Linked DNA regions of Homo sapiens: region 2 is linked to region 1. Evidence: read pairs that join two places in POLR2A ChIA-PET (ENCODE). Cell type or tissue: OCI-LY7. All regions are shown on one strand. Links, peaks and the distances in the headings refer to the core of each region. The heading gives the core; the rest is flanking DNA.

What was found. Peaks named below come from ENCODE experiments on the same cell type or tissue, not always from the same donor. Only the 100,000 strongest peaks of a DNase experiment are listed, where the experiment ranks them.
Region 2: POLR2A ChIA-PET joins it to region 1 with 18 read pairs; 11 of 35 experiments call an interaction of 5 or more read pairs at or near these places.

What each region holds. Positions count from the first base shown.
Region 1 is chr1:113,035,376-113,051,731 of GRCh38, reverse strand. It overlaps LRIG2-DT (LRIG2 divergent transcript), which reads left to right. Exons shown (of 3, transcript NR_103777.1): 2 at 3,171-3,309. Among named protein-coding and RNA genes, the nearest start is that of LRIG2-DT, 30 kb to the left of the region's middle. RefSeq lists enhancers at 7,253-8,172, 8,771-9,065, 9,094-10,013 and a silencer at 8,861-8,910. In OCI-LY7, for the core only: CTCF peaks have their summits at 8,744 and 8,948 (motif pointing right); a DNase peak (open chromatin) is centred at 8,911.
Region 2 is chr1:112,984,407-112,998,566 of GRCh38, reverse strand. It overlaps LOC107985189 (a long non-coding RNA gene), which reads left to right and starts at 8,986. Exons shown (of 2, transcript XR_001738193.2): 1 at 8,986-14,160. RefSeq lists an enhancer at 1-1,133 and a silencer at 2,045-2,221. In OCI-LY7, for the core only: no CTCF peak of the experiment used is centred there; no DNase peak of the experiment used is centred there.

The DNA of each region.
Region 1 (16,356 bases), core at 976-8,975:
TAGAGACAGGGTTTCACCATATTGGCTAGGCTGGTCTCGAACCCCTGACCTCGTGATCCGACCGCCTTTGCCTCCCAAAGTCTTGAGATTACAGGCATGAGCCACCATGCCCGGCCCTCATTTTTTTTTTTTTTTTTTTTTTGACAGAGTCTCGCTCCCTCACCCAGGCTGGAGTGCAATGGTGCGATCTCGGTTCACTGCAACCTCCACCCCCTGGGTCCAAGCAATTCTCCTGCCTCAGCCTCCCAAGTAGCTGGGATTACAGGCACCCACCACCATGACCAACTAATTTTTTGTATTTGTTTAGTAGAGACGGGGTTTTGCTATGTTGGCCAGGCTGGTCTCGAACTCCTGACCTCAGGTGATCCACCCACCTTGGCCTCCCAAAGTCCTGAGATTACAGGCGTGAGCCACTGCACTCGGCCGCCTGGCCCTCATTTTTTATAACAGATTTAAACAGCACAAAAAAGGAAAATTAAGTCATCCCTTACCACAGTCCTAACTTCAAAGGGTACTGCTTAGAATTTCCTGTATTTCCTTTCACACATTTTCTTTTTCTTTAATTTCAGCTTTATTGAAGTATAACTGACGTAACATAAACTGCATATATTTTAAGTGTACAACTTGGTGAGTTTCAACATATGCATATACTCGTGAAACCATAACCACAGTCAAGATTAAAAATGCACTATCCACCGGGTGCGGTGGCTCATGCCTGTAATCCCAGCACTTTGGGAGGCGGAGGAGGGCAGATCACGAGGTCAGGAGTTTGAGACCAGCCTGGCCAATATGGTGAAACCCCGTCTCTACTAAAAATACAAAAATTAGCCGGACGTGGTGTCAGGTCCCTGTAATCCCAGCTACTCTGGAGGCTGAGGCAGAAGAATCACTTGAACCAGGGAGGCAGAGGTTGCAGTGAGCTGAGATCGCACCATTGCACTCCAGCCTGGGCAACAAGAGCAAGACTCTGTCTCAAAAAAAAAAAAAAAAATGCACCATCCATCACCCATCATTCCTCATGCTCCTCTGTAATCCATCCCTCACTCCCCCACCCACCAACCCTGTTTGCAGACAACCACTGATCTGCCTTGTCACTATAGATTAGTTTATACATTAAACTCTTATATAAATAAAATAGTACAGCATGTACTCTTTTTTCTTGGCTTCTTCCACACAGTATAAGGTTTCTGAGATCTGTCTACATTGTTATGTGTATCAATAGTTGATTCCTTTTCATACTTTTGTATTTCCATGGTATGGATGTACCTTAATTTGTCTACCCATGCATTATTGATGGACATTTGAGTCATTTCCAGTTGTTTATGACAAATAAAACTGTTCTGAATGTTTATGTACAAGTCTGTGTACACATACAAACCAATCTGATTTGAATAACTGTTAAAACAACAATAGCAACAGCTGTGAGTGACTGAGGAGAGGACCTGGGTAGAGTGGTAGTGGCAACATGGGAGCTGTTTCCTTTTCAATGTGTGAGTAGCAAACATTTTAATAAAGTTGTAAACATCCAGTTATCCAAATGTTTACAAATAGGAATTATTGCTGAGCGTGATGGCTCACGCCTGTAATCCCAGCTCTTAGGGAGGTAGAGGCGGGAGGGTAGCTTGAGCCCAGGAATTCGAGACCTGCCTGGGCAATATAGCGAGACCCTGTTCTCCACAAAAAGGAAAAAAAAAAAGAGACAAATAGGAATTACTGAGTTTATTGCAAACTTAGATTTCACCAATCCAAGTGCCCATCTAGTATAGGCCCAATGGGTATGTCACCACTTCTGGAAGGAATCTGGAGAGGCCACCAGCCATATTTTCCTTGCAAACTTAGAAACATTGGAAATAGCTGGGCGCGGTAGCTCACGCCTGTAATCCCAACACTTTGGGAGGCCGAGGCAGGTGGATCACCTGAGGTCGGGAGTTCGAGATCAGCCTGACCAACATGGAGAAACCCCATCTCTACTAAAAATACAAAAAAATTAGCTGGGCGTGGTGGCACATGCCTGTAATTCCAGCTACTAGGGAGGCTGAGGCAGGAGAATCACTTGAACCTGGGAGGTGGAGGTTGTGAGCTGAGATTGCGCCATTGCACTCCAGCCTGGGCAACAAGAGTGAAATTCTGTCTCAAAAAAAAAAAAAAGAAAAGAAAAAGAAACACTGGAAATAAACTCCCTGAGGACAGGAACTTAGGTCACTGCTCTATCCCAGTACCTAGTGACCTGACACATGTACACACAAATTATTCTTTTCTAAGCAGTTCATTCCCTTTTTGGACAGTTCCAACGATTATAAACTTACATGGAGCAGATAAGTGATCTATCTTTTTGCCCTAATTATGCCCTCAGGAACCATATTTTCTAAATAAGACTTTAAAAATATTTTAAAATAGCTCCACTCCCTTTACTTCTCTAAGTTAAACAGACCCAGAGTCTTTAACCGTTTGTTAAAGCACCGTTTAACTTAGGAAAGTACTGACCAGGTCTTCTTTCTTCTGAAAGGCAGTGTGCTTAGTGACTAAGCATATGGGTGGAAAAGTCTGCCAGATCTGTGTTCAAATCCTGAGTATTGTGGTATGGTTTGTGGCAAATTCTTAATTTTATTATGCCTTAGTTTCTTCGTTTGTGGAGTGAGGATAGTAATAGCTGCCATACAAGATTGTTGCTAGAGTTAAATGAGAACATTTTTGTTGTTGTTGTTGTTGTTGTTTATTGAGACGGAGTCTCGCTTTGTCACCAGGTTTGAGTGCAGTGGTGTGATCTCGGCTCACTGCAACCTTCGCTTCCCGGGTTCAAGCGATTCTCCTGCCTCAGCCTCCCGAGTAGCTGGGACTACAGCATGCACCACCATGCCCAGCTAATTTTTGTATTTTTAGTAGAGACGGGGTTTCACCATGTTGGCCAGGATGGTCTTGATCTCCTGATTTTGTGATCCGCCTGCCTCGGCCTCCCAAAGTGCTGGGATTATGGGCCTGAGACACCGCATCCGGCCTGAGAAAATGTATTTAAAGCCTCCTGCACAGTGTTCTTAGCATTAAATATCTCCCAGGTTTTTTTCATTTGTATAAATTTAAGAAATACAGTTTAAGGAGTGTGGTTTTGTTACATGGTTATATTTTGTAGTGGTGAAGCCTGGGCTTTTTTTTTTTTTTTTTTTTTTGGACAGAGTTTTGCTCTTGTTGCCCAGGCTGGAGTGCAATGGCGCGATCTCGGCTCACCGCAACCTCTGCTTCCCAGGTTCAAGCGATTCTCCTGCCTCAGCCTCCTGAGTAGCTGGGATTACAGGCATGTGCCACCAAGCCCAGGTAATTTTGTATTTTTAGTAGAGATGGGGCTTCTCCATGTTAGTCAGGCTGGTCTTGAACTCCCAGTCTCAAGTGATCTGCCTGCCTTGGCCTCCCAAAGTGCTGGGATTACAGGGGTGAGCCACTGCGCCCGGCCAAAGTCTGGGCTTTTAGTGTATCTGTCACCTGAATAATGTGTACATTGTACCCATTAAGTAATTTCTCAACCCTCAACCCCTCCCACCATTCTGAAGCTCCGTCATTCCACACTCTATGTATAGGTGTACACATTATTTAGCTCCCACTTGTAAGTGAGAATATGTGTTATTTGACTTTCTGTGTGTGAGTTGTTTTACTTAAGATAATGGCCTCCAGCTCCATCCACATTGCTGCAAAAGACATGATTTCATTTGTTTTTATGGCTGAATAGTATCCCGTTGAGTATATATACCACATTTTCTTTATCCAATTATGGTTGATGGATACTTAGGTTGATTCCATATGTTTGATATTGTGAATAGTGCTGAGATAATCATATGAGTGCAGGTGTCCTTTTGATATAATGATTTATGTTCCCTTGGGTAGGTACCCAGTAGCGGGATTACTGGATAGAATGGTAGTTATTTTTAGTTTTTTGAGAAATCTCCATACTGTTTTCCATAGAGGTTGTAGTAATTTACATTCTCACCAATGGTTTTTAACCTATTGGATTACTGACATTTAAATAAATAATAGCATGTTAATATCCAGTGAGGCTTCAGAATATTAACTGAGTATTCATAGGCAAATTACTCACCCTCTGTGCCTCATTTTCTTCATCTATGAAAATGGAATAATGACAGTACCAACTTCATAAGATTATGACAATTAAATAAGTTCATGTATGTAAAATACATAGAACAGTATGGTACATGCAAATGTTACATAATTACTTGTTTTATTAGTTATTAGCCAAAGGTATTGGTGTGTATATCAGACCCTGGAGAGGGAGGAGGTTTACAGTGGAGAGACAGAAACACTGCAAAAGTGCATCTGACCATCATTTCTTTCCCAACTCCTCCTTGCTAATTCCATTTTCGGGCACCTCTTCCTTTTCCCTTGGCCTCCCCAGAAACTCAATTCCCCTCAATTTTGTTACACAAGCAACTGACTTCTCTACCCCCTATTCAACCCCAGGCCTTCTTTGCAGAGCTAGCTTTGTGACTGTGCCCTGCTATCCTGTGAGCATTTTCCCCAGATCCAACCCCTCAGGACCACTTCGAGCTCTCTTTTCCTTTTGCCTCCCCCAATAGCTTCTGGGAAGAGCAGGGAATAAGATAGAGATTTATTTCCCCACCAAACAGAATTTTGTCATCTCTCTTAGAAGAAGAAGAAGCAACAATCAATTCTTACGTTAAATGGCAATTTTAATTATTTTGACTCATAAACATTTTAAAAACATATTTTAACCACAGTTAAAAATACATATTTTAAACATATTTAAACATATCCTCCATATTATGAAATTTCAGTGGTGCGTTACCTAGGTCTTGATGTTTTAATGAGTGAAGTCTGTGAAAATGAGGTTCTAAATGCTAATCAGGGTTTCCTAATTCTGAGAAAGAAGTCAGGAAGGATGTCGTTAGCTCATCTGACCACAAATGTAACACTGATTCTGCCTAGGAGAGGAAGAAAATAAAGCAAAACGTGAGCAGTGCTGCTTTCTCAGCCTCAATTAACACGAGAACACCATCTCCTCCACTCTCTCCCAAGGACCTGACAAGACAGGCAGAAGCCCTTGTTCTTGAACAATTCAGAGGGTTGGTAGGAAGGTCTCCAGGGAGATACTGGACCTCCTGCCACTAACTGCAGTTGGGCTCTCAAGTGATTAATGGAAAAATAAAAGATGAGACTATATTTATATCCCAAACTGTGGAGTATGCCATACCAGTGACACCTGATTATACGGCTAAGTGTTCCAAAATTCATCAGCCTGAGACTACAGAATCAGGTTACATTTTCTCTTTTTTTTTTTTTTTTTTTTTGGGACAGAGTCTTGTTCTGTCTCCCAGTCTGGATGGAGTGCAGTGGCGCCATCTTGGCTCACTGCAACCTCTGCCTCCTGGGTTCAAGCCATTCTCTTGCCTCAGCCTCCCAAGTAGCTGGGATTACAGGCATGAGCCACCACGTCAGGCTAATTTTTATGTTTTTTTTTTTTTTTTAGTAGAGACAGGGTTTCACTGTGTTGGCCAGGCTGGTCTCGAACTCCTGACCTCAAGCGATCCACCCACCTAGGCCTCCCAAAGTGTTGGGATTACAGGCGTGAGTCACTGTCCCCAGCCACATTTTCTTTTCTTTTTTTTTGAGACGGAGTCTTGCTCTGTCACCCAGGCTGGAGTGCAGTGGTGCAATCTTGACTCACTGCAACCTCTGCCTCCCAGGTTCAAGCAATTCTCCTGCCTCAGCCTCCCAGGTAGCTGGGACTACAGGCGCGTGCCACCACGCCCAGCTAATTTTTTGTATTTTTAGTAGAGATGAGGTTTCACCGTATTAGCCAGGATGGTCTCGATCTCCTGACTTCGTGACCACCCGCCTTGGCATCCCAAAGTGCCTGCATTAAAGGCATGAGCCACCATGCCCGGCCGACATTTTCTTTAATATACAAATTTCAATGATTCCAATCGTCTTCTCTGGAATATGACAAGCTAATTCTTTTTTTTTTTTTTTTTGAGTCAAAGTCTCGCTCTGTCACACAGGCTGGAGTGCAATGGCGCAATCTTGGCTCACTACAACCTCTGCCTCCCAGGTTCAAGCGATTCTCCTGCTTCAGCCTCCTGAGTGGCTGGGATTACAGGCACACACCACCACACTCGACTAATTTTTTGTATTTTTAGTAGAGACGGGCTTTTGCCATGTTGCCCAGGCGGGTCTCAAACTCCTGAGCTCAGGCAATCAACCCGCCTGGGCCTCCCAAAGTGCTAGGATTATAGGTGTGAGCCACCGCGCCCGGCCTGAGAGGCTAATTCTTATTATTAGACTTCCCTTTACTTAATTGTTTGTTTGTTTGTGGCAGGAATACTGGGAGAAAGTCAATATGACCCTGGCATTTGCAGGTGTCCTCCCCAAGTACATTTGCCACCCTTGCTGTGCTCCATAGCTCTCAGGTCACCTGATGCCATCTAGGGACTGACTTCTCCCTGACTGCTGTTGCTTTCTCCCCGAGATGTGGTTCCCCAAGCCTGGACACAGGCTCTACCCTTTACTCCCCAAAGAATACCTAAAACCAACAAGTAGGTGCCAGGAAAAAAAAGCCTGACAGAAGTTTTGAGGATCACAGAAGGGAATGACACTAAAATTGAGGAAAATCTAAACACAAGGGGATGTCCCATTGCTCTTTGAATCTGTTAGCCCACACCCTCCCTAGGGTACCTTCTACCAGGGCTGGCTTCATGGGCCTGTGACCTATGCCATCACACAGGTCCCCAGTCTTAGAAGGGGCTTCATGCTTAGTGTTCTGCTGTCATCATCTTGAAATTCTTAATAATTTTTGAATAAAAGATATCCTGAATTTTCATTCTACACTTAGCCCTGCAAATTATGTAAGTGATTCATGCCTTCTAGTAACCATTCTTCTCTTTAACCCCCTACCTGCCTGTATGTGCAGAGACCAGTCCCACATCTTGCCAACAAAAGCGCCCATGATTATAGTCAACTCAGGCACACTATTGCTCCAGAGATGCAAAAAACCTTGCTCACGATGAAGACTTAGGAGTGACGAAATTGTCCTTCAAGTACCATAACCACAAGGTAGTGATACGAACAGATAACCAGCATATATTTGGGGTAATATTGGCAAAATTATCCAAATGTGGTAGATTCAGATATTTGGTCCCATGTAGACCAAAAACGAAGCAAATAAAATTTTATTTAAAGATGTTTGTTTTGGTTAAAGGGCTTGGCCTCACTTAGATGGACTCACCCTATACATGAGGGTGCTTGGGGGAGAGGCTAGAGTGTTTCATGACACAAAAACATTCTATTTGTTTTATTATTATTATTATTATTATTATTTGAGATGGAGTCTCGCACTGTCGAGCCCAGGCTGGAGTGCAGTGGTGGGATCTCGGCTCACTGCAACCTCCACCTCCTGGGTTCAAGCGATTCTCCTGCCTCAGCCTCCCGAGTAGATGGGATTACAGGCACCCGCCCCCACGTCCGGCAAATTTTTTGTATTTTTAGTAGAGACTGGGTTTCACTATGTTGGTCAGGCTGGTCTCGAACTCCTGACCTCAGGTAGTCCACCTGCCTCGGCCTTCCAAAGTGCTGGGATTACAGGCATGAGCCATCGTGCTGAGCTGACACGAAAACATTCTGAAGAATTTGGCTATGGCACTGATCTCCAGCCCACCTGCACTCTCATCTCCACCCCCAATTCTCCACCTCCTACACCCCTCCCCCTACTCCACCTCAGCCCCTTAGGGCGATTTAAGTAATTTTCCAGACCTGACTCTGAAGTTATCTTCCCAGCAGGAGTCGCAAGGGTGAGTGGTAGAGGGGTGAAGACCTTCAGTGACCAGCTATAGTCTGAGCTGGGAAGGGACAAAGGCAAGAAGAAGGAGGAAATGGGTCACTGCCCATGGCTGGCAGAGCAACTGCTGTGCCTGAGCTTTTATTCTGTGAACAAATCTTTGCTCTCTTCACCAGTGACCCACATGAACTGTCATTCCCAACTGCAATAAAGTGGGGCAAGGGCTGAGAAGGGCTGAGAAGGGCTGACTCCACAGCTGTGGAGTAAGAGTTCCCTGGCAGGAGAAGAAAGACTGAAAGACACAGGGCTTTCATGGAGGCAAAAGAAACAAAGAAAGTCTGAGACAAGGAGATTAAAAAACAAAAACAAAAAAACAAACAAAAACCTCTGAAAAGCCTAATTGCCCCTAAATGCCTCGACACCAAAACTTTGTCATTTTTTTCTTTTTTGTGGCTGTCTTCCCATTTTATTTTTAATTATTTTTTTTTTCCGAGACGGAGTTCCGCTCTTGTTGCCCAGGCTGGAGTACAATGGTGCGATCTTGGCTCACTGCAACCTCTGCCTCCCAGGTTCAGACGATTCTCCTGCCTCAGTCTCCCGAAAAGCTGGGATTACAGGCGTGCGCCACCATGCCTGGCTAATTTTTGCATTTTTAGGAGTGACGGGGTTTCACCATGTTGGTCAGGCTGGTCTGGAACTCCTGACCTCAGGTGATCCACCCGCCCGGGCCTCCCAAAGTGCTGGGATTACAAGCGTGAGCTACCACACCCAGCCTGTCTTCCCATTTTAAACACCCTTTATGTTCCAAGTGAGGTAAAGGTGAGGAATAAAAGGGAGAATGGTTGCAGAGCCTCATTAAGCTGGGAGCTAGGATCACAGGAGCTAGTGGAGATCTTGGGTGAATCCTACTGTTTCTTGAATGAGTCCTAGAAACGCCCGCTCATTTGGCTACTTCTTCCTTTCCTGCACACAGGAATTTAACAAGATTCTTCTACAGCCTGGTGACTTTGTGATCTCTTAGCCTTAGTCATGTCCTCTTTCCCTCCCACCCTAGCCCCAGAGACTCTTCCTCTTTTCCTTGGCAGTTCGAGTCCCAGAGTGTTATTTATCAGTCAGCAGCAGAGGGCGATCTGGCCCCGGAGAATGACCCGGTCAACTCGGGCCATATGCCTGGGTTGCTAATGACTTGCAGCTCCATCAACATAAAGCTGAATTCTTCACAAAGGAACACTGTCACTAAGCTTTTTCCTTTTCATTCTTGAAAGCTACACTGCCTTAGCTAACCCCTTCCCCCTCCCGCCTTCATTCCTGCTCTCTTTCCTCTCCCAACCTCTTGGAAGCAGCAGGAAATGAACAAGGTCCACAGTGGAGAAAAACAAATCCCAGGGCCCTGCTGAGGAAAACCACAGGAAAATGACCAAGTGGCATTAGCAGCTGCAGGAGTTTTAGGTAGCTGTGTGGTGTGCGTGTATGTGTATGTGTGTGTGAGAGAGAGAGAGAATCCCACATAGCAGTACTTTTCATAGTTTAGCATAACATAAAAATCACCTGGCGAGCTTGTTAAACCACAGCTTCCTGGGCCTTACCCAGGAATTCCCGGGGCCCAAGAATTTGCATTCTTAACACTCCTAAGGTATTTTAATGATGCCAGTGGAGGACTGACCACATTTTGAGCAGCACTGCTGTACACAAATGCAGTGAAATAGAATGTATAGATCTGAGCCAGGGGCTTGCTTGGATAACATCCTGATATGATGGCCTCCCCCAGAAGAGTCAGGCCAGATCCTTCCAATTCCAGGCCAGAAGATTTCATAGATCAGCCTACAGCTGTTCCCTCCCCTTGAAAAAGAAGCAGAGAATGTATCAACAAGAGCATTGTTTGGAGAGGGCTGAGCTCAGATAATAGGCTGGTTCTCCATTGACTGTTTCTTTCATCCCAACTGGCAGAAGAATCACAGAAGGCCCCTCCTTTCCCCTCCAGCAGAGATGGATGCTCTACCTACTTAAAAATCAAGAATTCTTCTGACCTTGGCTGTGTCCAACAACTCATGCCCAGAGGCTTCTGACCTGTCCCCTCCTTAGCACCCTCCAGATCTGAGAACCTCCAGAGTCACAAAGGCCTGTGGAAAGAGCTGGTTATCTTCAAGATACCCAGAGGCGCTTGGGCTGATTTAAAGGCACTACTCCCTTCTGTTTATGCAGCAGAAGATAACAAGACAGACAGAAGTGCTGCTATGGTCTGAATGTTGATGTCCCCACAAATTCATCTGTTGGAATTTAGTCCCTGATGTGATACCAATCAAGAGATGGGGACTTTAGGAATTGATTAGGTCAGAAGGCTACAGCCCCCATGAATGGGATTAGTGGCCTTATAAAAGAGGCTGGGGGGCCTGGCGTGGTGGCTCACGCCTGTAATCCCAGCACTTTGGGAGACTGAGGCAGGCAGATCACTTTGGGTCAGGAGTTCTAGACCAGCCTGGCAAACATGGTGAAACCACATCTCTACGAAAAATATTAAAAAATTAGCTGGGCGTGGTGGCGCATGCCTGTAGTCCCAGGTATTCAGGAGGCTGAGGCAAGAGAATCGCTTGAATACAGGAGGCGGAGGTTGCAGTGAGCTGAGATCGCGACACTGCACTCCAGCCTGGGCGTCAGAGCAAGACTCCGTCTCAAAAAACAGAGCTGGAGGGAGACTGTGAGACACATTTAGAAAGCATCATTTATGAGGAACCAGCCCTCTTTGGCAGCTTGATCTTGGGACTTCCCAGCCTCCATATATGGTACCAATCCTTCTTTAGTTTTAGTGTCCATATCACAGAAGGGCTCATGTTGTAAAAGAAGTCAAAAGCAGCCTTGAATAATCAGAACCCTTCTGCCAGATTGTCTAATGTCAATTTGTTTTCTAGAACTACTGCTTCTACATGTTCTTCCTCTTCATCTGGCTCTGGTTTGGAAGCACTTATCTCCATCAAGTCATCTTCTGTTAATTCCTCAGGTGTGGTGTCTATTAGCTTTTGAATTTATCCAAGATCTGTATCTTGAAACCCTTTATCTCCCACCTTTTTTGGGACATCCACAATCTCTTTCATGATTTCCTTGATTGCTTCTGTCATATATCCTGATAAGTCATGCACAACATCTGGACACAGTTTTCTCCAGCAGGAATTTATTGTTTTGGGCTTGATGGCTTTCATAGCTTTTTCTGTAACAATGATGATGTCTTCAATGGTGTAATGCTTCCAGACTGTCATGATGTTCCTATCAGGGTTATCTTCCATACTGTTGACAATCCTTTCCATAGAGTATCATGTGTAATGAGCCTTAAAGGTCCTTATGAACCCCCCATCTAGAGGCTGAATTAGAGACATATTTGGGGGCAAATAGACCACTTTGACACCTTTGGTGTTGAACTCATGAGGTTCTGGGTGGCCAGGGGCATTGTCCAATATCAAAAGAACTTTAAAACGCAGTCCCTTACTGGCAAGGTACTTGCTGACTTCAGGGACAAAGCATCAGTGGAACCAATCCAGAGAAAAGGATTCTCATTATCCAGGCCTTCTTGTTCCACAACTAAAAGACTGGCAGCTGGTATTTATCTTTTCCCTGCAAAGCTTGAGGGTTAGCAGCTTTACAGATAAGGGCAGTCTTAATCTAAACCTGACTGCATTTGTACAAACAGTAGAGTTAGCCTATCTCTTCCTGCCTTAAATCCTGGTGCTCGCTTCTCTTCCTTACTAATAAATGTCCTTTGGGTCATTTTTTTCCCCAGAATCAAGCACTTTCATCTGCATTAAAAACCTATTCAGGTAGATATCCCTTTTCCTCAATGATTTTCATAACGTCTGGAAAATCATCTGCTGCCTCTTAGTTGACAGAAGCTAATAATTCTCTTGTTATCTTGACATTTTTAAACCCAAACCTCTTTCTAAAATTACCAAACAATCATTTGCTAGCATTAAATTCTCTCGCTTTAGATTTCACCTTCTTTTTGCTTCAAGTTGTCATATAATGACTTTGCTTTTTCTGGAATCATATTAGACTATATACGTATGAATTTCTTATAGCAATACCGCACCAATATAAATATATTGCACCAAAATAAATATAAAATAAATGCAATATAAAAGTTGCATTTTCAATACAAGATATAAAGGTAGTTTGCAAAAAGTGCAAGGTTTTCATGACTGCTGGTATAGCTGCAGTGACAGTTTCACAAATTTCCTTTCCTTTTTTTTTTTTTTTAATGGTTCTTATGCTGGATTCATTTATCTCGAAATGGCAGACAAGTACAAGCTGCAGGCCTCAATCTGTGGAAATATCAAGCAATTCAACTTTTTGTTGTAATGATATAACTATTCTGTGCTTCTTGGGAGCACTTCCAGCATCACTAATGGCACTTCATATGGTCCCAAGGTGTTATTCAAGGTTTATGGTATTGCACTAAACATGATGAAAACTATGTGAGAACTGAGAGATCACTTTTTTTTTTTTTTGAGACAGTGTTTCACTCTTGTTGCCCAGGCTGGAGGGCAATGTTCACAATCTCAGCTCACTGCAACCTCCGCCTCCTGCGTTCAAGCAATTCTCCTGCCTCAGCCTCCCGAGTAGCCAGGTTCAAGCGATTCTCCTGCCTCAGCCTCCCAAGTAGCTGGGATTACAGGCGTGCACCACCATTCCCGGCTGATTGTTTTTTGTATCTTTAGTAGAGATGGGGTTTCACCATGTTGGCCAGGCTGGTCTTGAACTCCTGACCTCAATTGATCTACCCACCTCAGCCTCCCAAAGTGCTGGGATTATAGGTGTGAGCCACTGTGCCCAGCCTACTACAGTTAATTGTATGCAGTTATGATTTAATACTGCATCTCTATATTTGTTTGCATTTATTTCCACTGTGAATGGTGCAAGTGTTTGTAAGTGTACTTATGTGTAAGTTTTGATTTTTTTTTTTTTTTTTTTTTTTGAGACAGAGTCTTGCTCTGTTACCCAGGCTGGAGTGCAATGGCATGATCTCGGCTCACTGCAATCTCCGCCTTCCGGGTTCAAGCAATTCTCCTGCCTCAGCCTCCCAAGTAGCTGGGATTACAGGCATGTGCCACCACGCCCGACTAATTTTTTGTATTTTTAGTAGAGACAGGGTTTCACTATGTTGTCCAGGCTGGTCTCGAACTCCTGACCTCAGGTGATCCGCCTGGTGGCCTCCCAAAGTGCTGGGATTATAGGTGTGAGCCACCATGCCTGGCCTCTGATAAATTTTAACTTTTTATAATGGATTTATATATCTTTTATGGCAGTAAATAATAAAGTACACTAGTATCTACATATATTTTATGCATTTATGACACACTCAACTTTTTCTTTTTTTTTTTTTTTGAGATGGAGTCTCGCTCTGTCGCCCAGGCTGGAGTGCAGTGGCGCGATCTCGGCTCACTGCAAGCTCCGCCTCCCGGGTTCACGCCATTCTCCCACCTCAGCCTCCCAAGTAGCTGGGACTACAGGCACCCACCACCATGCCTGGCTAATTTTTTGTATTTTTCTTTTTTAGTAGAGATGGAGTTTCACCGTGTTAACCAGGATGGTCTCGCTCTCCTGACCTCATGATCCACCCTCCTTGGCCTTCCAAAGTGCTGGGATTACTGGCGTGAGCCACCGTGCCCGGCCCAACTTTTTCTTAATTTAAAAAACATTTCTGGGTTGGGCGCGGTGGCTCACGCCTGTAATCCCAGCACTTTGGGAGGCCGAGGCGGGTGGATCACGAGGTCAGGAGATCGAGACCATCCTGGCTAACATGGCGAAACCCCGTCTCTACTGAAAATACAAAATTAGCTGAGCATGGTGGCACATGCCTGTAATCCCAGCTACTCAGGAGGCTGAGGCAGAAGAATCGCTTGAACCCAAGAGGCGGAGGTTGCGGTGAGCCGAGATCATGCCATTGCACTCCAGCCTGGGTGACAAGAGCAAAACTCCATCTCAAAAAAAAAAAAAATTAGCCAGTGTAGTGGTGCATACCAGTAATCCCAGCTACTCAGGAGGCTGAGGCAGGATAATCGCTTGAACCCAGGAAGTGGAGGTTGCAGTGAGCCAAGATCGTGCCACTGCACTCCAGCCTGGGTGACAGAGTGAGACTTTGTCTCAAAAAAAAGAAAAAATCTGAGTATAAGTGGACCTGTGCAGTTCAAACCCATGTTGTTCAAGGGTCAACTGCACATTTCTCTTACAAGAGTAACTTTCCAAAGCTACTCCTATGTCTGCAATTTCTCAAAATAACCAGCCGGAAATTATTAATATGCCAAAAAGGCATGTTTTGGGGTGGCATATTTCTGTCTCCTACAGTCATACTTAAATGTGGTATCTCCTGAGTCCCAACACCCTCAGGAGCCCATAGTTTAACTGGATACAAAGACTAACAAGAAAATATATAGTAAGAGCAAATAAACCAAAATGTAGTAAAAGCATGGAGATAGCAGAAAACCCTCAAGGGCATTAGCGGAATGGGAACACATCCTGAAAGAAGGGATTGAGATGAGATTTGAAGGGTGAATGTGAGTTCATCAAGGAGATCAAAGAGCAAAGACTTGAGAGGGAATCTTGAGTCGTGGGATATGAAAAAATAGTGGGTAATGCTGAAATATAAAGTGCAGTCAGGGATCACAGGCCCCTTTCTGTTCTTTTATAGCACCTGGCACTTCAGACCACTTCGAGCATTTATCACCACTTCTCAACCAAAAGGGTGACCAAATGGGATTATTTGTTTCACAAACCCCTGTAAGAACTGTCAGCAGGGAGTGCTTTCCCTTCTAAATCCCCTCATGGCAGGGAAGAGTACTGGATAGGAGTAGGGGTAGATTTCCCTCTGGAAGGTCACTACACCAGAAACGCCCCAGGAATCTGGAGGTTGGTTTTCTCACATGGAACAGTCTGTTTGGCTCTGGCAGCTAAGAGGCTAGCAGTTCTACTGTGCCAAGCTATAGGAGATGAATGAAATGAGCAGAAACCACCAAGAGGCCAAGAAGACCAATTAGTGAGCATATGAAATCTACCCCCAGAGACTCCAGAATGACTCAGAAGATCACTGAGAGGGTTATAGGTTGTGTAAATCTGGTGGGGTAAGGAACAAAGAGCACTGCTTGGTTACTGCTACCATGACCCAGTTTCTCCCTCTGGGCAGGTGTGGCTGGGAGAAACACATTTAACATGGAGATCATTAGGGCTGCCAGTAGTGGTTAGGGTAGGTATGTAAATACTTTCCAAGGAGTACAGGGCAGTGGTTAGTTTCAAAGAAATCAATTTCTAGATCCTCAATTTGATGCGCCCCAGAGGACATCTGCAGCCCTGATTTTCTTTTCCCATCTCATTTTCTCAATTGCCCTCTTCTCACTTTATCAAAAAAAGTTTATCTCTTACTCTTCCCTAATCCTGACAAATGATGCATTACTCTGGGGTGAAAAAAGCATGTAAGGCATCAAAGGGACAATTCCAAATTTTTTTTTTTGAGACGAAGTCTCACTCTTGTCCCCCAGGCTGGAGTGCGATGGCACGATCTCGGCTCACTGCAACCTCCGCCTCCTGGGTTCAAGCGATTCTCCTGCCTCAGCCTCCCGAGTAGCTGGGATTACAGGAATGCACCACCATGCCCGGCTAATTTTGTATTTTTAGTAGAGACGGGGTTTCTCCATGTTGGTCAGGCTGGTCTCGAACTCCCGATCTCAGGTGGTCTGCCCACCTCGGCCTCTCAAAGTGTTGAGATTACAGGCACGAGTCACTGTGCCCGGCCATAAAATGTTTTTAATCACTAATTATATTAGTACAAGATTACATAGAAATGGATTCAAAATATGATTTCAAAAAAAAAAAAAAGAAATAATGTAAAATTAAAGAGTGTGATATGAGAGCTGGGAGGATGGCTTGAGCCCAGAAGTTTGAGACTGCAGTGAGCTGTGATGTGCCACTGCTCTCTAGGCTGGACAACAGAGCAAGACCTTGTCTCAAATAAATATATAAAGATAAAAATTTAAAAAAAAAAGTGTAGTCATGAATTTTCTAAATTGATGATGGTAATATCAAATTACTATATTTATATTCCTGTAGATTCCTTTAAAAGGGTGCTTTCGGCTGGGCTCAGTGACTCAAGCCTGTAATCCCAGCACTTTGGGAGGTCGAGGCGGGCAGATCGCCTGAGGTCAGGAGTTCAAGACCAGCCTGGCCAGCCAGGTGGAACCCCGTCTCTACTAAAAATACAAAAATTAGCCAGGAAGCTGAGGCAGGAGAATCGCTTGAACCTGGGAGGCGGAGGTTGCGGTGAGCCGAGATCATGCCATTGCACTCCAGCCTAGGCAACAGAGTGAGACTCCTTCTCCAAAAAACAAAACAAAGTGCTTTCATAGTTTTATTATATTAATCACAAAAAGCCAGTAATTCTATCTTACAGCTCTTTAAACTTACAATGAAAAATGTCAGTTGCTAACTTTAAAACGTACAAGGGGGTACATGGTTTTTCAAGTCTCTTACAAAATATAAGAACAAAAACATTTGACGACCATGGTTTTAGGCCAACGTCATTTCTG
Region 2 (14,160 bases), core at 3,578-11,577, 56 kb after region 1:
GTAAACCCAGAGCTCCCGGTACATGGACACAGAACACTGGGTACACTCAATTATACCCACAGCCTCTTCCTAGAGTGTTCTCTAGATGATGCTAGGACAGACGGGTAGGGCAGATCAGGGGAGTCTAACTACAGTTACTGATTTTCTTCACTCAAGGCCAACTAGGGTTCTAGACAGCCAAGCTCACTCATGAGGCCCCAAAGTACTCACAGCAGCAATAAGAGACAAGATCCCTCTGGTAGAAGCTGGTGATCAAGGTATTGTGATTTCTTTTCATATCCCACCTCTTTCCAACATTCACATATTAAAGTGAAGCCCCCACCAACTCAGTATGAAGACTTGGCCCTGTTATACCTCCAGATTCTTGCAAGAGGTTTGTTTTCTGAACATTTCCCTCTGTGTACACCCCTCTTGTCTTAATTGGCCCTACCCACTGAGGTGGATTCCAGATCCTTCTCCTGTATCTTTGGCTTGGCTCAAGCCTCTGGCCCCTCCACTGCAAAGTCTAAAAGCAGGGAGATGGCCAAAATAGGCAGTGAGGGAAGAACAGAGGCATTCCTCTTGCATCTGCTCAGTCTCTCAGCAATCCTCTGTCAGGGAAGCTCTCAGGGTTACTGCCTGGCCTAGAGAGTCTCCCTTTCCTCACTGCATAAGAGAAGGGTGAGACACAGAACAAAGTCTCTCAGAGGCTGTCTGCTGCGTGCTGAAAGTCAGCCACTGTTGTTGAATATGGGTGTTCTCCATAGGCTCCATTCTGGGTGTAACTCCACAGAGCCGTTTTCTGGGTCTATTTCAGCAAGGGTCTGGATGAGTATTCTTCCAACATGACTCCTTGCCATATCTCTAGTTGTCATTGGCTCTCAGGGGAGTTGCTGTTCACGGTTTTCACAGGTTAACTGCTATTGTTGTTATTATTATTAGCTGGCATGCAGAGTGGCACACTTCAACAAACCCCGGCAGTAGTGACAAGCTACCACTTTAGCAAAGTTTGACTAATTGATTAAAAAAAGTTTTTGAACATTGGCATGTACATGAAACACTTGATGATGTAGATGGAAATAAAGATAAACAAGAAAATGAATTCTCTTCTCCAGGAGGTTACATTCTAATGGAGACATAGGTGCAGACATAAACCATTCTAATATAAAGTCCAGATAGAAGGACAGGTCACGGCCGGGCGCGGTGGCTCACGCCTGTAATCCCAGCACTTTGGGAGGCCGAGGCGGGTGGATTATGAGGTCAGGAGATTGAGACCATCCTGGCTAACACGGTGAAACCCTGTCTCTACTAAAAATACAAAAAAATGAGCCGGGCTTGGTGGCGGGTGCCTGTAGTCCCAGTTACTCAAGAGGCTGAGGCAGGAGAATGGCGTGAACCCAGGAGACAGAGCTTGCAGTGAGTCGAGATCGCGCCACTCCACTCCAGCCTGGGCGACAGAGCGAAGACTCCATCTCAAAAAAAAAAAAAAAAAAAAAAAAGGACAGGTTACAGTTATAATGCTCACACCTGCTAAGTTGAAGGAGAGCATTTTCACCTAGGAGGCCACCAGATAGATGTCTGTTGACTTCCTGGGATATCCTGATTCTGTTTTTGCTTAAGAAACCAACATCTGACCCGGCGCGGTGGCTCGTACCTGTAATCCCAGCACTTTGGAAGGCCGAGGTGGGCAGATCACTTGAGGCTAGGAGTTCAAGACCAGCCTGGGCAACATGGTGAAACCCCGTCTCTATTAAAAATGCAAAAAAAAATTAGCCAGGTTTGATGACGGGCCCCTGTAATCCCAGCTACTCTGGAGGGCTGAGGTAGGAGAATCACTTAAACCAGGGAGGCAGGGTTGCAGTGAGCCGAGATAGCGCCACTGCACTCCAGCCCAGGCAACAGAGTAAGACTCCATCTCAAAAAAAAAAAAAAGCCAACATCAAGGTTAAAAAAGGCAACTGTGGCCAGGCACGGTGGCTCACACCTGTAATCCCAATGCTTTGGGAGGCCGAGGTGGGCAGATCACTTGAGGTCAGGAGTTCAAGACCAGCCTGGGCAACATGGCGAAATCCTATCTCTACTAAAAATACAACAAAAATTAGCCAGGTGTTGTGGCGGTCGCCTGTAGTCCCAACTACTCGCGAGGCTGAGGTACAAGAATCGCTTGAACCCAGGAGGCGGTAGCTGCAGTGAGCCGAGATCGCGCCACTGTACTCCAGTCTGGGCAACACAGTAAGACTCTGTCTCAAAAAAAAAAGAAGAAAAAAAGGCAATTGTAACATGTCAAGCACCATAAAATAGATACTTAGTAATGCCTTATGTGCATATAAGAGGAGTTTGCTATGTTATCATTTTCTTTTAAATTGATCTCTTAAATTAGTCAAATAGGTTGACCTGTTAATCACTTCCCTTTTGCTTCTCTTCCCTGTTCCTTCGGGCAACTAACATGAGAACAAACAAAGTTCAGTACCAGGAATAAAGTTGACTCATACTCTTAGGCTTTCTCTCCTTTTAGAACACATTGATTGAAGACTTGGAGTGGGGTGACATTCATTCTCATAGGGAAAAAGATAAAGTCGCCAAAGCAGAAAGGTTAAGAAGGGAGCAGGGAATATGAGGTGAAGAACTAGGAAACAGTGGCTATTGGACTGTCTTTTTTTTTTTTTTTGAGACAGTCTCACTCTGTTGCCCAGGCTGGAGTGCAGTGGCATGATCTCAGCACTCTGCAACCTCCGCCTCCCGGGTTCAAGTGATTCTCCTGCTTCAGCCTCCCTGTAGCTGGGATTACAGGTGCATGCCACCACGTCCAGCTAATTTTTTCATATATTATTTTTTAGTAGAGACAGGGTTTCACCATATTGACCGGACTGAATTAGACTGCTTTTGACAAAGTTTCTTCATCTCAGAAGAAAAGTCTGTTTCGTGAAGATCATATTCCAGGTAGAAAGATGAAGATGAGTAGAAATCCCACATATTCTGTCCCAACATCTTAGAGGAAGAGAATAAGTTGTGACAACACAAATAGTATCTTTGTGACCTGGTACCAGTCCATGCTTTCCGGGTCTAGAAAATTTAAAAACAAAATGGATAGAGTACAGGTTCCAATACACAAAATTAGCAGTAAAGAGAGGTGGACTGAGCTGGGCGCAGTGGCTCACACCTGTAATCCCAGCACTTTGGGAGCCCAAGGAGGGTGGATCACCTGAGATCGGGAGTTTGAGACCAGCCTGACCAATATGGAGAAACCCCATCTCTACTAAAAATACAAAATTAACTAGGCGTGGTGGCGCATGCCTATAGTCCTAGCTACTCAGGAGGCTGAGGCGGGAGAATCCTTTGAATCCAGGAGGCAGAGGTTGCGGTGAGTTGAGATTGCATCATTGCACTCTAGCCTAAGCAACAAGAGCGAAACTCTGTCTCAAAAAAAAAAAAAAAAAAAAAGAGGTGGACCGTTTTCAAGGCAGAAATCTCAATGGTGCCACTGAGTAATTTCAGGTCAAGAGATAAATGGCCAGACGCAGTGGCTCACCCCTATAATCCCAGTACTTTGGGAAGACGAAGTGGCTGGGTCACTTGAGGTCAGGAGTTCAAGACCAGCCTGACCAACATGGTGAAACCCCATCTCTAATAAAAATACAAAAATTAGCCAGGCATGGTGGCGGGTGCCTGTAATCCCAGGTAGTTGGGAGGCTGAGGCAGGTGAATCGATTGAACCTGGGGGGCGGAGTTTGCAGTGAGCTGAGATCACACCACTGCACTCCACGCTGAGCAACAGAGTGAGACTGTCTCAAAACCACAACCACAACAACAACAACAACAAAACAAGAGGGTAGAATTGATGTCTCTCCCTCCAGTGAGTTCTTAAAGGCTTTTTTTTTTCTGTGTCATGCCTTTGTTTCTTTACTATCTAAATTATCACTGAAGTCTGTATATGCTATTGAAAATATTCGTTTGTCTTCATATAAACTCTTAACTACTTAAGGGCAGCAATCATGTCTTCATACCCTCAGTGGCAACTAGCTCAGTGCCGACTCTTATTAGGTCATTAAGAAATGTCACTGGATTTGATGTTTTAGGAGAATTGGACTTCAAGGGTAAACAGCTGCAAGGTCTGGCAATCCATAGGTCTGGCCAAGAATTACCACGAGGCAAGACAACATTTGGCAATTACAAGGGCATTCCAGTGAAGTGGAGTGTCAGATTTTGCAATAGTTCTGCAAATAAAATAGATTTTTCTGGAGCGGCTGGGTTCTTGGAAAAACACGCGTTGATGGCAAAAATTAATCTGGGTCCCACTTTTATAGAGATCACGCAAGATATAATCTCTGCCAGAGTCAAATAAGAAGTGGTGATATTAATAAATTTTCTGGGCCGGGCGCAGTGGTTCACACCTGTAATCCCAGCACTTTGGGAGGCCGAGGCAGGCAGATCACGAGGTCAGGAGTTCGAGACAAGCCTGGTCAACATGGTGAAATCCCATCTCTACTAAAAATACAAAAATTAGCCAGGCATGGTGCCACATGCCTGTAATCCCAGTTACTCAGGAGGCTAAGGCAGGAGAATCACTTGAAGCCAGGAGGCAGAGGTGGCAGTAAGCCAAGATCATGCCGCTGCACTCCAGCCTGGGCAACACAGCAAGACTCTGTTTCAAAAAATAAAAAAAATAAATTTTCTGGGTTGTACAAGGAATTATGCTAGGTATTATACATGCAGATTTTTTTTTTTTTGAGACGGAGTCTTACTCTGTTGCCCAGGTTGGAGTGCAGTGGCATAATCTCAGCTCACTGCAACCTCCGCTTCCTGGGTTCAAGCAATTCTCCTGCCTCAGCCTCCCAAGTAGCTGGGACTACAGGTGCATGCCACCACACCCAGCTAATTTTTGTAGTTTTAGTAGAGATAGGGGTTTCACCATGTTAGCCAGACTGGTCTCGAACCCCTGACCTTAGGTGATCCACCTGCCTTGGCCTCCCAAAGTGCTGGGATTTCAGGTGTGAGCCACTGTGCCCAGCCTGCAGAATTTTTTTTCTTTTTGAGACAGAGTCTCGCTCCGTCACCCAGGCTGGAGTGCAGTGGCGCGATCTGGGCTCACTGTAAGCTCCACCTACCGGGTTCATGCCATTCTCCTGCCTCAGCCTCCTGAGGATCTGGGACTACAGGAGTCCGCCACCACGCCCAGCTAATTTTTTGTATTTTTAGTAGAGACAGGGTTTCACCGTGTTAGCCAGGATAGTCTCAATCTTCTGACCTCGTGATCAGCCCACCTCGGCCTCCGAAAGAGCTGGGATTACAGGCATGAGCCACCGTGCCCGGCCCAGAATATTTTTTAAAGTAAGATGTGATTACTGTCCTCAAGCTTAAAACCTTAGTGAGAAGTTAATATAGATGTACATAAAATAATCAGAGAATGATATGAATGTTACATTGAGTTAGAAATTAAACATTACATTACTGTCCTAAGATGGTAGCCATGAGATGGGTCTTGGGACTCCTCAAATTGTTGTAGGTATTTGCCCCCCATCCTGAGGTCATTTGAAACATAATAAAGTTTATAGCTTTAACACCTCCCCCACCACTCCACCTTACCACCACCTATTAATAGGTCAAGATAGCATTTCACTTGCCTGGTGCAATAATGTGCCTCATATACCGTCTAGCCTCTGAGCTAGGATCTACAACCCCAACTTATAGACTAAGATTCACTTCATTTCAATGACTCAATTCTTCCAGCTGGAAGATCATGAGGAGACTAGGTCTTTAGTTCAAAGAGTCAGTCTCAGCCCTGCTTGGTGGCTCATGCCTGTAATCCCAGCACTTTGGGAGGTGAGGTGGGAGGACTGCTTGAGGCCAGGAGTTGGAGACCAAAGTGGGTAATAAGGTGAGACCCTGTTTCTACCAATCAATCAATCAATCAATAATAAATAAAAGAAACTGGCTGAGACCCTGTCTCAAAAGAAAAGTCTCAAAGGTAATCAGGACTTTGGGGATGGGAAAAGAGTTCCTGACTTATACTTCCCTAGGACTAAATTTCTTGCCAGTAACTTTTCTGCCTCTGAATAGAGTTACAGACCCCAAAATTATCTTGTCACTGGGATCTCTGGTTTCTATGGCCGGGGGTTTTGGATGTCAACTTTCTGTGCACCTGAATCCTGAATCTGTATAAATTGTCCAATGCATCTTAGATTGTTTTTGGAATTTTTTTTTTTTTTTTTGAGACGGAGTCTCACTCTGTCACCCAGGCTGGAGTGCAATAGCGCAATCTTGGCTCACTGCAGCCTCTGCCTCCCAGATTCAAGTGATTCTCCTGCCTCAGCCTCCCGAGTAGCTGGGATTACAAGCGCCTGCCACCACACCCAGCTAATTTTTGTATTTTTAGTAGAGACAGGGTTTCGCCATGTTGCCCAGGCTGGTCTTGAACTCCTAACCTCTAGTGGATCTGCCTGCCTCAGCCTCCCAAAGTGCTGAGATTATAGGCGTGAGCCACCGCGCCCAGCCTATTTTTGGAATTTTTATCATAGTATAAGTAAAAATTTTCTGCCAAGGTCCCAGGGGCTAGTTCTGGCAAAAGAATCACAGGGAAGATTCTACACAGCACACTGGTAGCCTAAGGGTCTCTTATTTCATCATGTGTCTTACTACAAGGCAACAATGAGTGAGAGGCTGCAGCTTTGTGATGAGCTCATAGTCATCAACTGGTTTGTGATAGGAACAGTAACTAAAGAAGATTTCTGCTTTAAGGTTTAAGGGAATGAAAGGGTTATTTCAGGAAGAAGAAGAAAAAAAAACCCACCACAGAATGGATTAGCTAGCAAGGTGACTATCCAGACATGATATGCCTTAGCATTTACATCAGATCAAATAAGATAATGCCCAAATACCCAGCTCAGTTCCTGGCACTCAACAAATATTAGTTCTTTTTTTTTTTGTTTTTTTTTTTTGAGGCAGAACTCTCACTCTGTCACCCAGGCTGGAGTGCAGCCAGTTCTCTTCCTCTTGTATAGAGATTTTACAGTTTACAAACTGCTTCTGCATACATTAAATCCCCCCCGCCCAAAACCTTCTGAATCAGATATTTCCCCCAGAGTAGTGATTTCACCTCCTAAAAGTATTGCAAGGCTGAAAGTCAGATCCAGGTCTTTAGACACCAAAATGAGTTCTCTTTTCTCCATAGCCCAAATCCTTCTATTGCTTTGTCCTAGATTTAAGATTGCAAAGGTTGGATTAGCGTGCTAAGAATGAGATGGAAAAGAAAGAATGATCTGTGAGTTCCTGTGTAGCTGAGGTTATCAGGGCCTTATTATTATATACCTTTATTTGTATTAATAAAATAACAATACTGCATTTTATCTGTCCCAAGAAATATATAGTTATATTGTAATATCTCAGAAATCAAGATGTGTCTTTTTTTTTTTTTTTTGAGACAGTCTTGCTCTGTTGCCTAGGCTGGAGTGCAGTGGCGCGATCTAGGGTCACTGCAACCTCTGCCTCCCAGGTTCAAGCGATTCTCCTGCCTCAGCCTCCCGAGTAGCTGGGATTACAGGTGCCCACCACGACGCCTGGCTAATTTTTGTATTTTTAGTAGAGATGAGGTTTCACCATGTTGGCCAGGCTTGTCTTGAATTCCTGACGTCGTGATCCACGTGCCTTGACCTCCCAAAGTGCTGGGATTACAGACGTGAGCCACCGCGCCCGGCCAAGATGTGTCTTAAAACTGATGTTTTACAGTTGTTTCTTCTGCTCAGCAGTTGTGCTATAGTTGTCATTGTCTTTTTTTTTTTTTTTTTTTTTTTTCTGAGACGGAGTTTCACTCTTGTTGCCCAGGCTGGAGTGCAATGGTGTGATCTCAGCTCACTGCAACCTCTGCCTCCCAGGTTCAAGCAATTCTCCTGCCTCAGCCTCCCGAGTAGCTGGGATTACAGGCATGCACCACCATGCCCGGCTAATTTTGTATTTGTAGTAGAGACGGGGTTTCTCCATGTTGAGGCTGGTCTCGAACTCCTGACCTCAGGTGATCCGCCGGCCTCGGCCACTCAAAGTGCTAGGATTACAGGCATGAGCCACCACACCCAGCCGTCATTGTCTATTCATGCCCAAACTTGATTGATTGTTAATCCTGGTGGCATGACTGGAAAACTGAAACTCATAGCCCTTTCAGTTTGTTCATTTAAGTATCATTTAAGCAAGCTATATGAATCCTACTTGTTGCCTGAAAACCTTTCATTGACACCTTCCTGTAAGATCAAGAAAGCATTAGCATCAAAACTTGCAGACTGGATGTCAGAGACTTGGAAGAAAAACTCAGATAAAAATAGTCTGGCCAGGCACGATGGCTCATGCCTGTAATCCCAGCACTTTGGGAGGCCAAGGCAGGTGGATCACCTGAGGTCAGGGGTTCGAGACCAGGCTGGCCAACATGGTGAAACTTCATCTCTACTAAAAATACAAAAAAAAAAAAAAAATTAGCTGGGCATGGTGGCAGGCACCTGTAATCCCAGCTGCTTGGGAGGCTGAGGCAGGAGAATTGCTTGAACCCGGGAGGTGGAGGTTGCAGTGAGCCGAGATCACACCACTGCACTCCAGCCTTGGTGATTGAGGGAGATTCTGTCTCAAAAACAAACAAACAAAAAAGGTGAAGACCTGAAGACCTGCCTAAGGAACATTACATCACCAGTGCTCTCGAGGCCACACTTGTAATATTATATTGAAAAATACAGACATAGGCCGGGCTTGGTGGCTAATGCCTGTAATCCCAGCACTTTGGGAGGCCAACACAGGTGGATCATCTGAGGTCAAGAGTTCAAGACCAGCCTGGCCAACATGGTGAAACCCTGTCTCCACTAAAAACACAAAAAATTAGCCGGGCCTGGTGGCGCATGCCTGTAATCCCAGCTACTCGGGAGGCTGAGGCAGGAGAATTGCTTGAACCCAGGAGACAGAGGTTGCAGTGAGCTGAGATCATGCCATTGCACTCCAGCCTGGGCAACAAGAGCAAAACTCTGTCTCAAAAAAAAAAAAAAAAAAGGAAGAAAATACAGACATTGATGATTCAGAGTCAAAAGTGATTCAGAGACAGACTCTGAATGTGAAGACATTTTGGACTACCCTACCTAAATAGTTTTCATTATATTTTCCTTTTATTAAAGCACAAGTGTGATATGATAAAAATCAATGTTCAGGTTCAATGAGAATAGTCATATTTGTATATATATGCCTCATAATTTATATAGTCAACTCATTTTGATCATTATAATAACGTTGTGACATTAGTAGCAAAATATTATCTCCAATTTTACCTCTGGGAAAAATAAGGCAGATTAAATACTCAACCATGGAATCAGGACTCATCCTAATTAAGTCTCATCCTAATTAAATCTTCTAGAATAAGCCTAAAATCCTTCTTTTCCCTCTAAAATTTCAAGACTTGTATCAATTTTAGAGCCACTGTTTGTTTCTTTCTGAGAGCCACTGTTTTTATTTTATTTATTTATTTTTTTGAGACTGAGTTTTGCTTTTATCGCCCAGGCTGGAGTACAATGGCGTGATCTCAGCTCACTGCAACCTCCGCCTCCTGGATTCAAGTGATTCTCCTGCTTCAGCTTCCTGAGTAGCTGGGATTATAGGTGGCCGCCACCACACCCAGCTAATTTTTGTGTTTTTAGTAGAGATGGGTTTTCACCATGTTTGCAGGCTGGTCTCAAACTCCTGACCTCAGGTGATCCACCTACCTTGGCCTCCCAAAGTGCTAGGATTACAGGCATGAGCCACCACGCCCGGCCGAGAACCACTGTTTTTAAAAAATTGAGCAAATTTGGTGAGATTGATGATAATATAATTCGGAATGAATACTGAACATGACTCCTTTTTGGCAAGGGAAGTCAACTATCAGAATTGTAACAAATCACTATTACACACAGCCTAGTACTTTGCATAGCAAAGTACATAAAAGGTACTAAATAAATAATAGGAGTTGTATTACTCAGGGCAATTAACACTGACTATCCCAGCAGTCAGACTCTAAATCCTCAGTGGTTTAAACAACAAACATTTATATCTCACACATGTCATCTATCTAGCACAGGTTGGCAAGCAGTGAAAGTTCAGTGTTGCTCAACTCCTCACCTTCACTCAGTGCTATGGTTTGAATGTTTGTGTCCCCTCCAAAATTCATGTAGGAACTTAATGCCCAAAGTTATATTAACTATTAAAAGGTGGGACCTTTATGAGGTGAGTAAGTCATGAGTGCTCCACCCTCATGAATGGAATTAATGCTTTATAAGGGAGGCTTTACACAGCATTTCTCTCTTTTTACCCTTCCATCCCTTCCACGATGTGAGGACGAGGAGCCACTGGAAGCACAGACATCAAACTAGAATAGACTAGACTAGATATCAGACCTATTGTTGCCTTCATTTTGGAAATCTCAGCCTCCAGAACTGTAAAAAATGCATTTCTATTATTTATACATTACCCATTCTCAGGGTTTTTGTTTGTTTGTTTTTTGTTTTTTTGAGATAGTCTCGCTTTGTTGCTTAGGCTGGAGTACAGTGGTGCTCACTGCAACCTCCGCCTCCCCGGTTCAAGCAGTTCTTTTGCCTCAGCCTTCCCAGTAGTTGGGATTACAGGTGTGTGCCACTATGCCCAGCTAATTTTTTGTATTTTTAGTAGAGACAGGGTTTTGCCATGTTGGCCAGGCTGGTCTCGAACTTCTGGCCTCAGGTGATCCACCTGCCTCGGCCTCCCAAAGTGCTAGGATTACAGGCATGAATCACCGTGCCCTTTGGGAGGCCAAGATGGGTGGATAACCTATGGTCAGGAGTTCCAGACCAGCCTGGCCAATATGGTGAAACCCTATCTCTACTAAAGTACAATACTTCCTCAGATGGAAATGAGGAAAATGGTATTAGAAACTGGAGGAAAAGCCATTCTTGTGGCAAAGAACTTGACTGAATTGTTTCTGTGTCCTAACGTTTTATGAATGGCAGAACTTGTGAGTGATGAACCAGGATATTTGGCAGAATTATCTGAGCAAAGTGTTGAAGGTTCTGCATGGCTTCTTTTGATTGCTTATAGTAAAATGTAAGAAGGGAGAAATGAATTAAAGATAGAACTAAAAGGGAAGCAGAAGATTTGGAAACTTCTCAGCCTGGTGTTAAAGAAAAATCTGAGGCACAAGAGTTTATTTGAGTGAGATGCAATTCATGAGTTGGGGAACACCAGACTAAAAGAAGTTTAGTGTCCCAATGATGAAATGTCAGGTATTTATTGGGAAAATGGAGAAGCAAAATAAATTATTTGATTGGCTTCCAATTACAAAATTCCTTTTTTTAGGTACTTGTTGGCAAGCCCCTAATCACATAATCATACTTATCATGGCTGGGGTTGAGTTTTAGTTTTGTCTAGCATGAACCATCAGAAATTACCCAACTTAAGTTTTTGCAGTTTAAGCAAGATTTAGGTTATTTTTTATTTTATTTTTTAATTTTTTTGAGACAGAGTCTCTCTCTGTCGCCCAGGCTTCAGTGCAGTGGTGCGATGTCGGCTCACTGCAAGCTCTACCTCCCAGGTTCACGCCATTCTCCTGCCTCAGCCTCCAGAGTAGCTGGGACTACAGGCACCCGCCATGACGCCCAGCTAATTTTTTTGTATTTTTAGTAGAGACGGGGTTTCACCGTGTTAGCCAGGATGGAGATTCAGGTTATTTTTAAGGCCTCTGGTTTTGTCTGCTCAAAAAGTTTTCTGGCCAAGTCTCCATTTTAATTTAAACACTGGCAGGGTTGCAAAGCATATTTCAGAAAGCATACCAAGGATGTGGCCAAGAGGCTATTTGATAAAATTAATAGGGATAGGAGGAAGCCAGATGCTATTCTCAGGACAATGGAACAATGACCCTGAAGGCATTTCAGAGATCTCTGAGGCTGCTACTCCCATCACAGGCCCAGAGTGCTAGTGCCTTGAGGGAAGAAAGGCTTCAAAGGAGGGACCTTGGGGCTCTCAATATTGCCTCAAGTCTGTTCCCTGCATTCAGGTGCAGAACTCCTTGGCTGCCCCAGCTGTGGTTCAAGTGGGCCCAAGTGAGGCTTGGGCTGCTGCTCCAGGAGGCACAAGCGATAAACTTCAGTGGGATCCTTGTGCTGCCAGCTCTGCAGGCATGCAGACTGCAACACTTGTGGAGGCATTGCTACCTCCACCTAGATTTCAAAGGCTCTCTCTGAAAGCCTCAGGGCCCAGGTAGAGAGCTGCCAGGGATACTGCAGAGAACCTCCACTAGGCAATGTCAAATGGAGTTGTGGGTTAAGGCCATTGTAGAGAGCCCTGTCAAGTACAGTATCTAGTGGGGCCATGGGGAAGGGTCAGCTCTACTCCCCCAACCCCTGGCAAGACCCAAAACCTAGAGAGCCACCAGTGTGCAGCATCAGTCAGGGAGAGCTGCAGCATGGGCTATGCCCAGTGATGCCATAGGAATGCAGCTGTCCAGGGCTTTGGGGGCCCAACCCTCACCCCAGGGTGTCCAGAAGGTCGCACATAGAGTCAAAGATTGTTTTTCTGAAGCTTCAAGATTTAAAGTTTGCCTTGTTGGATTTTGGACTTACTTGAGACCTGTTACCCATTTCTTCTTGCCTATTGCTCCCTTTTAGAATGGGAATGTCTGTCGTATGCCTGTACACCATTGTATTTTGGAAGCACATAACTTGATTTCACAGGCTCACAACGGGAGAGGAATTTGCCTCATGATGAATTGTACCTTGAGTCACATCCAAATGTTATGAAGATGATATTTAGATGAGACTTCAGAGTCAGACTCTAAAGTTGATGCTGGAACAAGTTAAGACTTTTGATGTTATTGGGATGGAATGATTATATTTTGTAAGTAAGAAGGACATATATTTTGGGGGGCCAGGGGTGGAATTCTACAGTTTGTGTCTCCTCCAAAACTCATATTGAAATTTAATCTACAATGAAACACTCTTTAAGAGGTAGGGCCTTCAGAGGGTAGGCCCTGAGGGCTCCACTCTCACAGTGCTTTAGAAGAGGACTTGAGGGGGTGGGTTTGCCCCTTCTGTCTCTTCCTCCATGTAAGGACACAGATTTCAGACCCTCTGAAAAATGCAGCAACAAGGCATTATCTACTAGTGGCTTGATATTGGACTTTGCAGACTCCAGAACTGTGAGAAACGAATTCCTATTATTTGTAAATTATCTAGTCTTAGGTATGTTGCTATAGCAGCACAAACGGACTATGAGACTCAGTAACCAAAATGACTCAAATTATATCTTGTGGCTGAACCATGTGGAATATTAACCTCTGGGGTTGTGTGACAGGTAATAACAGGGTTGGGGAGCACATTAGCTTATACCTTCCTCAGCCTAAAAATGATACATGTCATTTCCTTGATAGGCCATTAGCTTGCTGTAATCACATGATCCAAACCTAACTGTAAGGGATGCTGGGAAAAGCAGGGGAGCAGTGGAATATTTGATGAGTACTGTTTATACAACAGCAGTTCTATAAATATTTCCTTGAGGGCAAGAATCTGTTTTATTTACTGATATTCCCAAACATCTAGAAAAGTGCCTGACATTTAGTGTTCACTAATAATTACTGAATCAATTAATTGATGAATTAATAAATGGCATGTGAAGCTGGTATGAATCTATTCTGAAAAGTTGCCAGATAGAATGATATGCAAGTTCAGGTTAATATTTCAGCAACAATTAGTGTTAACAAGAAAAAGGTATTTTGGTAAGAATTTATTTGAAGTTGACTAACATTCTCAAATGTAGTTACAGATTACATAACATCTTTTTTACAGGAGCTTAACAGTTCTTTAAATTGACAAAAATGTGAGGAAAGACAACAGTTAATTCTAAAAGCCAGTTTGGATTTTTTGTTTCATTTAAAAACAAACAGCCTGTGGCCGGGCACGGTGGCTCACACTTGTAATCCCAGCACGTTGGGAGGCCAAGGTGGGCAGATTACAAGGTCAGGAGTTCGAGACCAGCCTGGCCAACATGGTGACACCCCATCTCTACTAAAATTACAAAAATTAGCTGGGCGTGGTGGTGCGCACCTGTAGTCCCAGCTCCTCGGGAGGCTGAGGCAGAAGAATCGCTTGAACCCAGGAGGCGGAGGTTGCAGTGAGCCGAGATCGCGCCACTGTACTCCAGCCTGGGCCACACAGTGAG